Regions from separate parts of the Homo sapiens genome. Here region 2 is linked to region 1. Evidence: chromatin loops called from intact Hi-C (ENCODE). Cell type or tissue: MCF 10A. All regions are shown on one strand. Each heading gives the region's core, and the rest is flanking DNA. Links, peaks and the distances in the headings are about the cores only.

What was found. A loop is a pair of places that touch in the nucleus more often than their neighbours do. Peaks named below come from ENCODE experiments on the same cell type or tissue, not always from the same donor. Only the 100,000 strongest peaks of a DNase experiment are listed, where the experiment ranks them.
Region 2: it touches region 1 in a loop (5-fold over the local background); 2 of 110 quality-filtered maps call a loop at or near these places.

The regions. Positions count from the first base shown.
Region 1 is chr2:118,289,722-118,295,107 of GRCh38, forward strand. No RefSeq gene overlaps it. Among named protein-coding and RNA genes, the nearest start is that of THORLNC, 110 kb to the left of the region's middle. In MCF 10A, for the core only: no CTCF peak of the experiment used is centred there; no DNase peak of the experiment used is centred there.
Region 2 is chr2:118,240,098-118,245,483 of GRCh38, forward strand. No RefSeq gene overlaps it. Among named protein-coding and RNA genes, the nearest start is that of THORLNC, 56 kb to the left of the region's middle. In MCF 10A, for the core only: no CTCF peak of the experiment used is centred there; a DNase peak (open chromatin) is centred at 2,344.

The DNA.
Region 1 (5,386 bases), core at 148-5,147:
TCTCTTCTGAACCGGGTGCTCAGGTGAACAGAATGACATTCTCAGAAAGCAGATGCTTGTATTTGATAATGGGCTATGTGTGTGTGTAGACCTTTGCTCTTTTATGTCACAGCAGTTTTGGGGCACAATTAAGCGTGTGGGTAATAATCCTAATTGTTTTTGACTTAAGGTGCCCCAACCAGTGTCTTTCCGGGGCATCCAAGCCCTTCTTTATTTTCTCCCCCAGATCTCTAAGTGTGTCACACAGCAGTGCATAGATCGTTCTTATAGTTAGCATCACCTTCCTAGTCTTTGCTCGTCACCATGGTGGTCCCAACCTAAGCTTCGACGGCCAGCACCATTGGCAGAAAGAAGAGACTAAGGATGAGCTTGCCACTGGTAAGGAGAGGCCAGTGCTGATCGCCACTGCAGCTCTCCTCACTAAGGAGACGTAATTCTCTCAGCCTCTCTCTCCTCATCTGTAAACAGAAATGATAATATGGATTTCAGAATCCAAAGTGTCCAGTACAGTGTCTGGTATTCAGTAGGGACTCAATCATCTTCCCTCCCTTCCATTGTCCCCCATCTCTGTTTTTAAATTTTAACTAAATTTCAGTCTTGGAATCCAAATTTAGCATCTCCAAATCCTCCATCATTTCTCCCAGGAGGCCAAGTGTTGGATAGAAGGATGACTTCAGAGCCTTACCCCAATATCCCAGGATTCTCTAAATGGGAATGCACACTGAGTATTTTCCCCCGGAAATGCTGACCCTTGCTACACTTAATAAATCAATTAGTAAGCACGGCCCATTTATTCTATGAACTTTGATTGCTTACCATATGTTCAGTGTGAGACATGGTTTTGGCTCATGAGGGGCTGGCTGCCCAATGGGGAAGATCAGGCTTGTAAACAAAAAGTGCCATAAAGCATTGCAAATATGTATTGGGTGGCAGATGTTGGAGCCAGCTCACCCTCACATCTGGAAAAAATACACATTGCAATATTCTCTGAGCAATGTTTTCCCCCAAAATCTCTGTAAAAGTACTCAGTATGCTGAGTACTCAGGGCATGCTGGCATTCCCCCATTGCCCTCAGACCTGATGAAGCCTGACGTCTTTTTTTGCAGCATGGTTAGTCTCTCTCCTACTGTAACAACAAGGCAGGAGATTCTGTAGGTAATTAGGTTCAGTATGTCCATGTGTCCCACAGCTGTATCAACCTATGTGAATTTGGTTATGTCAAGGGACAGAGAAGAATACACCAGCCCGTTTCACAGAAGGAACAAGCTAACTCCAGTCAGAAGAGCTCAGGGCTGGGGACTTGGTCCTATTTGGTGAACTAAACATACGACTTTCCTCTTGATGTTTCCTGAGGGAAATGCCTCTCTCCTGGCTGACAGGCCTGGGGATAAATGGCCTGCAAACTCCTGTTTTCACACAGTACATCAGGTCTAAGTGAAAGGTTTGCGCTGCTGCCAAGAGCAGAAAATGATGCCTCGGCGTCACTTTCAGAAGAGAGGATGGCTTAAAGCAGACCCTGGCTCCCAGAGAGCTTTGGATAAGGCTGAGATGATCACCTGGGGCCTCCCAGGACATCTGGTCTGAGAGGCCCACCCAGTGCCTCTCCTTCCAAGCAATTCTCAAGGCTGGAGAATGCCTTGCATGCTTCAGACATCTGGGATGTTATTCAGATCTCTGCCTTCTACCTCTCGGTGAAGAAAAATATGGACTATAAATGAAGATTACATGAAAATAAAAGCTGATCATTTCTTGGAGCTACTTTTCCACAGGAGCATCCAGGGTCTGGACACAATTGATCATTGTGTATCATGGCCATTAAGTAGGATGCTCTGACTTGAAATGTGGGGCAGCAGCCAACGGGGACAGATCTCAGCACTCTCTTCTGGATCACAGCCTGCCTCCTGGACCCCTTGGCCTTGCCAAGCTTGAGCTCTCCTCCAGACCTACTGTGGTTTTCTTGGCGTCCTGTGACTCACAAGTACCCATTGCTTTTCACTTTTCACTCTCCATTCTGCCCCCTAGGGAGGACCTTGCTTTCCTTCTCAGATGCATTTCACCCTCAGCCCTCTCTGACTCTTTGACTGTCTGGCCAGTGACACTTTCCTCTCCTGGCAGTGCCCCAAGATGCCCATGTTATATGTCCTGCCTGGCCTTGCTGGCAGAGGCTGCTTCGTTTCTCTAGATTCTTCCTTTCCTCCTTCTTGAATGACTTTACAGGGACATCCTCACACTCTACATTAACAGGCCCCAAATCCGGCCACTACAAGCCTGGACAGCAAATAGACAGACATATGGGAGTGGTGGGGACTGGGGCAAACTGAAGGGTACCTGCCCTTACTCAGCTTCAGAAATTACTGCCTTCTGGAATGCAGGAGTGTGATGCCAGTTCTTCTGTTTTTGAAAGAGAAATCAGAAATACAGACTTTTATGTGAATCTTCTATTAAAATATTTTTATTGAGTTAATATGTATGCATGTTAAAAAAGAATTCTAATAGTATTAAAGGTTTATGATAAAAACATAGCACAATCCTGCCACCCTCTTCCCCACCACCAGTAACTCGTATAGTTTTTTTTTTTTTGGCATTTACCCTCTTTCTTGACAGGGTCAGTTTATGAATTTTAGACATAATCTGGCCACTCCTTTCTTAAGTTTTATTTCATTTTTAATTGACAACTAATTATTGTATATATTTATGGGGTACAAAGTGATGTTTTGATATGTGTATATACATTGTGGAATGATCAGATTAGACTAACATATCCATCACCTCAAATGCTTATCATTTCTTTGTGGTGAGAACATTTAAAAATCCACTCTTTTAGCTATTTTGATATATACACTGCAATATTACTAACTATAGTCACTATGCTGGATAATAGATCAACAGAACTTATTTTTCCTGCCTAACCAGAACTTTGCTCTCTTTGGCTAGCATCTCTTCTTTTCCTGTCCACCCTCCCTCCTCTTTGCCTCTGATAATCAGTATTCTAGTCTCTGCTTCTGTGAGTTGGATGTTTTTAGATTACACTTATACGTGAGATCATGTGATATTTGTCTTTCTGTGTTTGGTTTATTTCACTTAGCATAATGTCTTCTGGGTTCGTTCATGTTATTGCAAATGACATGATTCCTGCTTTTTAAAGGCTGAATACTATTCCATTGTGTGTGTGTGTATATATATATATATATATATTGTATATGTATATATTCAGTATATATGTATATGTGAATATACATATATATGTATATATGTGAATATTAGTTTATATGTATATACATATCTACTAAATTTTTTTAATCAATTCATCCATTGGTGGGCACTTCAGTTGTTACCTTGTCTTTGCTATTGTGAGTGATGCTGCAAGGAACGTGGGAGAGAAGACAGCTTTTGGACATACTGATTTCAATGTACTTTATTTTCCTTTTTTTTTTTTTTTTTTTTTTAACCAAACACTGACTCAAACCAGATGATTTCAAATTCTTTGGCTATATACCCAGAAGTGGGACTGCTGAATCATACGGTAATTCTTTTTTTAGTTTTTTGAGGAGCCTTCACAGTCTTTTCTAAAATGGCTGTACTAATTTACATTCCCACCAACAGTGTACAGGGTTCCCTTTACTTCACATCCTTGCCAACACTTGTTATCTTTCATCTTTTGGATAATAGCCAGTCTAACAGGTGTAACATGATATCTCATTGTGGTTTTAATTTGCATTTCTCTGATGATTAGAGATGTTGACCTAGAAGAAACTAATAAATTCCTAGAAACATATAACTTACTAAGACTAGATCATGAAGAAATTAGAAATCTGAACAGACCATAATGAGTAAAGACATTCAATGAGAATTAATGTCTCCCATCAGAGAAAAGCCCAGGACAAGATGGCTTCACAGCTAAATTTTACAAAATATTTAAAGAACTAATACCAGTTCTTCTCAAACTCTTCCAAAAAATTGATGAGGAGGAAATACTTCCAAACACGCTTTAAAAGCCTAGCCTCCCTCTGATACGAAAGCCAGACAAAGACACAAGAAAAGAAAACTACAGACCAATATCACTGATGAACATAGACGCAAAATCCTCAGGAAAATACTAGCAAACCTTATTCAACAGTACATTAAAAGGATTATTCACTATGATCAAGTCTGACTTACCCCTAAGAGGCAAGCATGGCTCAAGAAATGCAAATCAATAAATGTGATTCACCATATTAATAAGAGACAAAACCATATGATCATCTCAATAGATGCAGAGAAAGCCACTGACAAAATTCAATGTAATTTCATAATAAAATTTCTCAAAAATTAGGTATAGAAGGAATGCACCTCAACATAATGAAGATCATATATGCGAAGCCCATATATGGGGCTATCTAACATTATACCCAAAGGTGAAAAGTTGAAAGCTTTTCCTCTAAGATCTGGAACAAGGTAAGTATGCCCACCCTCACTGCTTCTCAACATAGTATTGGAAGTCCTTGCCAGAGCTGAAAGACAAGGGAAAGATATAAAAGGCATCCAAATAAAAACAGGAAGTGAAACTGTCACTGTTTGGTGATGACATAATCTTACATTAAATAATTTATCCAAAACACTATTAGAACCAATAAATGAATTCAGCAAAGTTGCAGAATAAAAAAATCAGCTTACAAAAATCTGTAGGGTTTCTACACACTGACAATGAGGTATCTGAAAAATAAATTAAGAAAATAATCCTATATACATAGCAATAATACTCTATCATTACAGTTGCATGAACTTCCATTCCCACGTTCACTTCTTTGTCATCTCAATATTATTATACCAGAATTGTTTGTTAAATTGATAGTCAAAATTTGTATCATCACCACTATACAAAAAAATTAACAGACTAGATATTTTACTAGATTGCATTTTCTTTTTCAGACTTTCATTTTTCATCTTTCCTGGAATTAACAATGGCTTTATGATTTTATTTCCCTGGCTTTTTTTTTTTCCCCAAAGTTTCCAATAGCTCGCTCAAAAATACACCATTATTTTCTACAATGTCAATGTGTCGATTCCACTATTTCCTTGAAGACAGTGGACTTTTGTTCTGGTCTGAATGAATAACTTCTTAGATCTGCTATGTAATTGTCATCCTGAGATTTTCCTTTGCTACTTTCCAGCATTGAATTCCTGTATTCTGTTGTATTTTTTCCCCTATTTGGTTTTTCCAGAGTATATACTCTAGTAGCTTTCCCAGAAAGGGTACACAAGAAGTACATTTTTTTGTCTTATTTGCCTAAAAATGTCTTTATTCTGTCTATAAAGTTGATTATTTTTACTAAGTATAGAATCCTAGATTGAAAATTCAAAATAATTATTCTTAGAATATTGAAGGCATTGTTTAATTATCTTTGAA
Region 2 (5,386 bases), core at 152-5,151, 50 kb before region 1:
ACATTTTAAGGCTGAGACTAAGGCATTGAGGATACAGAGATGAACACTTTCATCCTCCAGGAGCTTTTGATTTTCTGGGGGAAGGAAGGAGACAGGTGGACGGTTAATTACAGTGCAGTGTGATTTGTACTGAGACAGAGGTAAACAGAAGGTACTTTGGGATCAAGGAGGAGGACTGGGGAGGATTGGTGGGAGAGGAAGGTCAGAAAGTCTCCCTGAAGGAGGTCACACTTAAGCTGGACTCTTATTATATTATTGGGCTTCTCAAGTCTTGGTGTGTTTTATAAGCATTTTGGGAGCTTGTTAAAATTATAGAAATTAGGGCCCAGCCCAACCTACTGACTCAGAGTGTACTCAGAGGGATGGGGCCCAGTCATCTGTTTTCATGTTGTTTGGTTGTTTGTTTTGAATTTGCCTGACTCTTGTAGGTACTTGTGTTTTCAAGGTCAGTAAGGAATGGCAAACTTTGTTTTGATACTTGTTAGAAAATAAACTACTGACTTTAGCGAGCTCATTTCATTATTAAAATCGGCAACATTTGGGAGGTTTAAATGAGGAGTCCAATTTGGGAAAGGGTTTTTGGCAAATGGTGAGAAAGATTAGTGACCACAAGGCTTCACAATCTGACTTTAGAATGTCAAGGAGGAAAGGGTTGTTAGGGATTGTCTGGCACAACATTGTGTAAACTCTGTTCTGTGGAGTCCTGTGGGGTCCCATGGAGCTGCCTTAAGGGTTACCTAGCTGTGTGGGGTAGAATTTTAGACCTCTTTCATAGCCCATGGCCCCTTTCAACCAGAGGAACTCTGCTGCTTTTGGCTTTATTTGTTGTCCTTCTTGGGATTGTTTTCTTTTGCAGAAAATGTTCTGAGACTAAAAGAACAACTTGATAGCCGCTGATCTTATTGAACACCTTCATGTTGCAAATGGAGACAGTGGGACTCAGCAGGAAGTCTCTTGCCCAATAGACACAGAGAGACTCAGTGGGAAGTTTCTCACCCAGTGGACACAGGGAGACTCAGTGGGAAATGTCTCACACAGTGGACACAGGGAGACTCAACAGGCAGTGTCTCACCCAAGTTGTTCAACTCCTGCTGCCTCAGTGTGTGCTGGAACTTGGGTCTGACGCCCATGTGTTGCTCTCGCTGCAGTGCTGTCCAGTCTCTCAGCTGCGTCGGGAGTGACCCGGCATAGGTGCTGCTCAGCATTGCAGACGTGATGTGTGTAAAGGCAGGAAAGACGCCTGGTCTGAATATGCTCCTGAGCCACTGCATCCTCAACCTGATAGGCCAAACTCACAAAATCTTATATATTTGCTTCCTGGAGAAAAGTCCTTAGAATCGTTTCATGGTTGCCTTCCTGTAGGGACAGGGCATGTAACAGAGGTTCCTGAAGCATCACAGGAGCCCAAGCTAATTCAGGAGGGAAGTCTCTCAGGTACTTCAGTGCATCTTGCTGGAATGCTGGGTTGACAGCTAAAATGACCTACAAATGGCTATGAGATACTAATGAAGTTGACAAGCATTTGGGCCTTAAAACACCTGCTCAGGTGACGTGGGCCCTGGGGCCATGGAGGGTGGGTGGTAATTTGTTAAGTTTTTAATCATGTTATGCAGTGGCTGTTGTTTTAAAGAAATGGGGCTAAAAATTAGCAGTCCTAGGACGTGAGTGAGTCTGGCTTGGCTCTTCCTCACCTCCCAACCTGGAACAAGTCTCCTGAGCTCTGTGAGGTGAGCTCTATAGTGAGCTCCACAAGGCAAGGACTAAGTTTTAATCATAGCATCCGGCACAGTGCCCAGCAAGTTAAGTGTTCAAAGTCTTGAGTAAACAGGGTTTAGGGGTACCTTTGGGCCACTGCTCAGTATGGGAATAACCCCCTGCTTTGCTCCTTCTTGAACTGCCTCTCCCAGTCACTGGAACTCCCCTTTCTCTCCTCTTACCCCCTCACTGAAAATACACCTTCTCGCTCACCTTTTCAGCCTTCCTCTTCTCCCTACTGAGGATGTGATTGTTATGTGAATGAAAAAAGTATGGGTTATGGGGGAGAGTGAAGGGCTGCCTGGATTCTATCCAGTTATACATGCTGCTGCTGGGAAGAACACGATGCGTGTGTCCTGCATGTTCACCAATGTGCTGTGCCTGGACAAAGGTGCATAAGCTCCAGCCCGAGGGCCATGTAATACTTGACAAACAGACCCTCAACACCTCTGGTATGCTAAACACCTTGGGGCAATGGATAGAGAAATGTGATACCTTTTCCTCCAAAGGAACACAGGCACTAGAAGAGCTATTCTATCATAGAGACAACAGTATAAGAAGTGCCATGTGGTGGAACATGAGTCATTAGGCATACAGAGGGTGGCCTGACTGTCTGAGACCACATCCTGAAAGAGAAGTGTCCTCTTTTTGGTTAGGTTGGCAGTGGAACTGCAGCTTCCCAGGGCTACTATGTACCATGGAGCAGGTCGTTCACTGGACATGCTGTCCAGCTGGGGGATAATGAATGCTGTAATCTAGCCCATGCTCCTTCTGGAGAGTTATGCACTCTAGCAGGGCTGCACAGGTCACTGTGGGCTCACAAGACATTAGCTGTCAGCCACAGTATGTGTGCCACCTTCTGCAGAATTGAGAGGCAGAGCTGGGCTCTCTGGCCTTTCATCCTCTACCCCTCACTCCTGGGCAAGTATCAGGGGCAACAGACCCTCATGTTTCCATGTAGGGTGGCTCTAAAATATGTTTGGGTCATGAATCCCTTCAAGAATCTGATGAAGGCTTTTAACCTTCCCCATCACCCACAAAGGCACATTCCCACATTAGCTTGCATGAAATGGCAAGATAATTTATTTATCTGAAGTCCATCAATAGAGTCTTTTCCAGAGATTACTCCCTATGGTCAAAGACCTTGGTACTAAAGTAGTAGTGGTCTTCTGCTCTGACTCATGTGAGAGGAATGAATCACCTGACTAATGGAGGATTCCCACCGATCAGTGTTTCTTGTTGAGTGGAGCTAATTTATTGAAAGGCTGGAGCAATGGGCATTTGACCTCTTCCTTCTCTTTGCACACTGGGCAGTCTGAGGTAGCCATCGTGGGTGTGGATGTGTGTCTTTGGCAATTCCAAGCTCTCCCTCTGGTTGGCTGTTCCTCAAAACACAAGAGGTGGGAAGTAGAGTGGGCAGGGAGGCTTATCAAGCCATTTTATGCAAAGATCTAGAATCAGGCTTTCCAAGTGACTTCATGGGTGGTCACCTGTGCTTGGGGAAGGCAGGAAGAGTAATGGAAAGGAGCACATAGACACAGTATTGCCAGTGTTAGTTCTTGCATGGGTGGTGAGTTTGCAATAAACACAAATAAATGAAAACAGAAAGAGGTCATACATGGACCAATTCTGAAATTGTGACATAAACCAAAGATCATGATTAACTGAGTTCCATGCATTGAGGCTGGACAAGAGGCAGGGTCTAGGTCATGGAGAGTCCCTAGGGATGTGCTAAGGAACATGGCCTTTGTGGTGGGCTATGAGGAATCCGACTCCAAGGTTGCCAGCTTGAATGAAAGGGTGGATTTTAAGGCTACCAACTGAGATATGAGAATAAGAGGAGAGGCCAGATTCATTATAACAGCTAACATTTATTGAGCACCAACTATGTGCCAAACATGTAGTTGAGTGCTAACACCTCAACAGGGATAACTATATTTAATTTTCATAGGAATGCTTTGCTATGTTTTTGTTATTTTACGGATAGTAAAACTGAGGCTTTGAAAAGTGAAGCCGCTTTGAAAAGTGAAGCCGCTTTGAAAAGTGAAGCCACTTTGAAAAGTTAAGTCACTTGTCCAAAGTCGCAAAAAATACACATGGTTGTGGTGGCTTTGAACTGTGTTAGTGTGGCTAGGCTAAGATAATTTCTCAAAACTCCCTTTCTTGTGTGTTTTTGGTTGTCATGGGCCACGGAGTGATTCCTGTGGGAGACTTGGAGGGCAGAGGTGAGGCAGTCACTGCTTTGCAGCTCCCATGCATGGACATGGCTCTCCTGGTGCTGCTAATCTGCTGGCTTGCCTCGTTGGTGTGAGGCAGCAGTTGGATCTGCTTCACCTTTTCCCTGAATCCTCCTTCAGCTTTCCCAACTCCTGGGCCAGGTGTGTGTTTAAGTCCGAAACAAAGATTCTGGCTTCTTCAGGAGACCCACATTACAAGGGTCAGAGGCAAAAGGACTGACCTGGGTCTTAGTCCATCTTCATGGGCCCTAGCTTGTACTCGTAGGGCCTAGCTGGCTCTTGCTCTCCAACGTCCCTTCCCAACGGTCTGCCCTGCACATTTAAAGCTCCAACACGTGATGCAAAGACACGTCTTACAGAGACCAGCTCCCACAATTGTGTAAGGTCAAATCCTTACAAAAAAAAGTTCCTTTATATATCCAAATTATCTATATCGAATCTGCATCTATGTATGTATCTGTATCTATATTTATCTATACCTATATCTATACCCACATCTATATCTGTATCTATATCTATAATGTGTTTCACACACATACTTGAAGTATACACACAAACATATACGTATATGTCTGTCTATCTATCTATCTATCTATCTATCTATCTATCTATCTATCTATCTATCTATCCATCCATCCCTTAGTGGCTGTGCTTCTGTGAGTGAACCCTGACTGATGACTGATGCTGATGCAGTGCTGTAACAAAGATCTGATCTCAGGCTGTTTCACCGCAGGACCTGCACACTTTAGTACTCAGATCACACAGCAGTCAGGTGGGGGTCCACTTTAGACAGGCTGAAACTGAGGTGCCTATGGGATGTTTGGGTGGCTGAGTCACAGGCAGTTGAAGATATCAGAGAAGCCTCATGCACAGTGGATGATCAGAGAAGGGGAAATGTGGGCAGGCTGGAATTGGAAACAAGTTTTATGGTGGTAGACTTGATTTAAGTCTCAAAGGCTGGTAGGAGCTGGTTAAATGGATGGGGGTGAGGGAGAGCAATGTCAATGGGGAAATAGCATGAGAAAAGCCTACAGCAGGAATAGGCAGCCAGAATGGCCTACAGCAATCAGCCCAAATGGCCTAGGAGGGGCCTATTGATTATATGGCCATTGCTATCTGTTCAGTTCTGGGAATTATATCTCCCCAAGGATATGCTGGGCTCTGGGTGTTGCGTATTGCACCTGTTAAGTTTCTAGTTTGAGTAAGTTCAATTTGTCTCAAACATTTTGTGAGCACCTACTATATGGCAGCATTGCATTGAACATAAATATGAATAAAACATGAACTATATCCTGGAGAAATTTGTGTTCAGGTTACAGATATTCAACACATTTCAGTGAAATTGGATTGAATGGAAATCTTGAGCCAATAGTAGGGCTAACTCTGGACTTCTG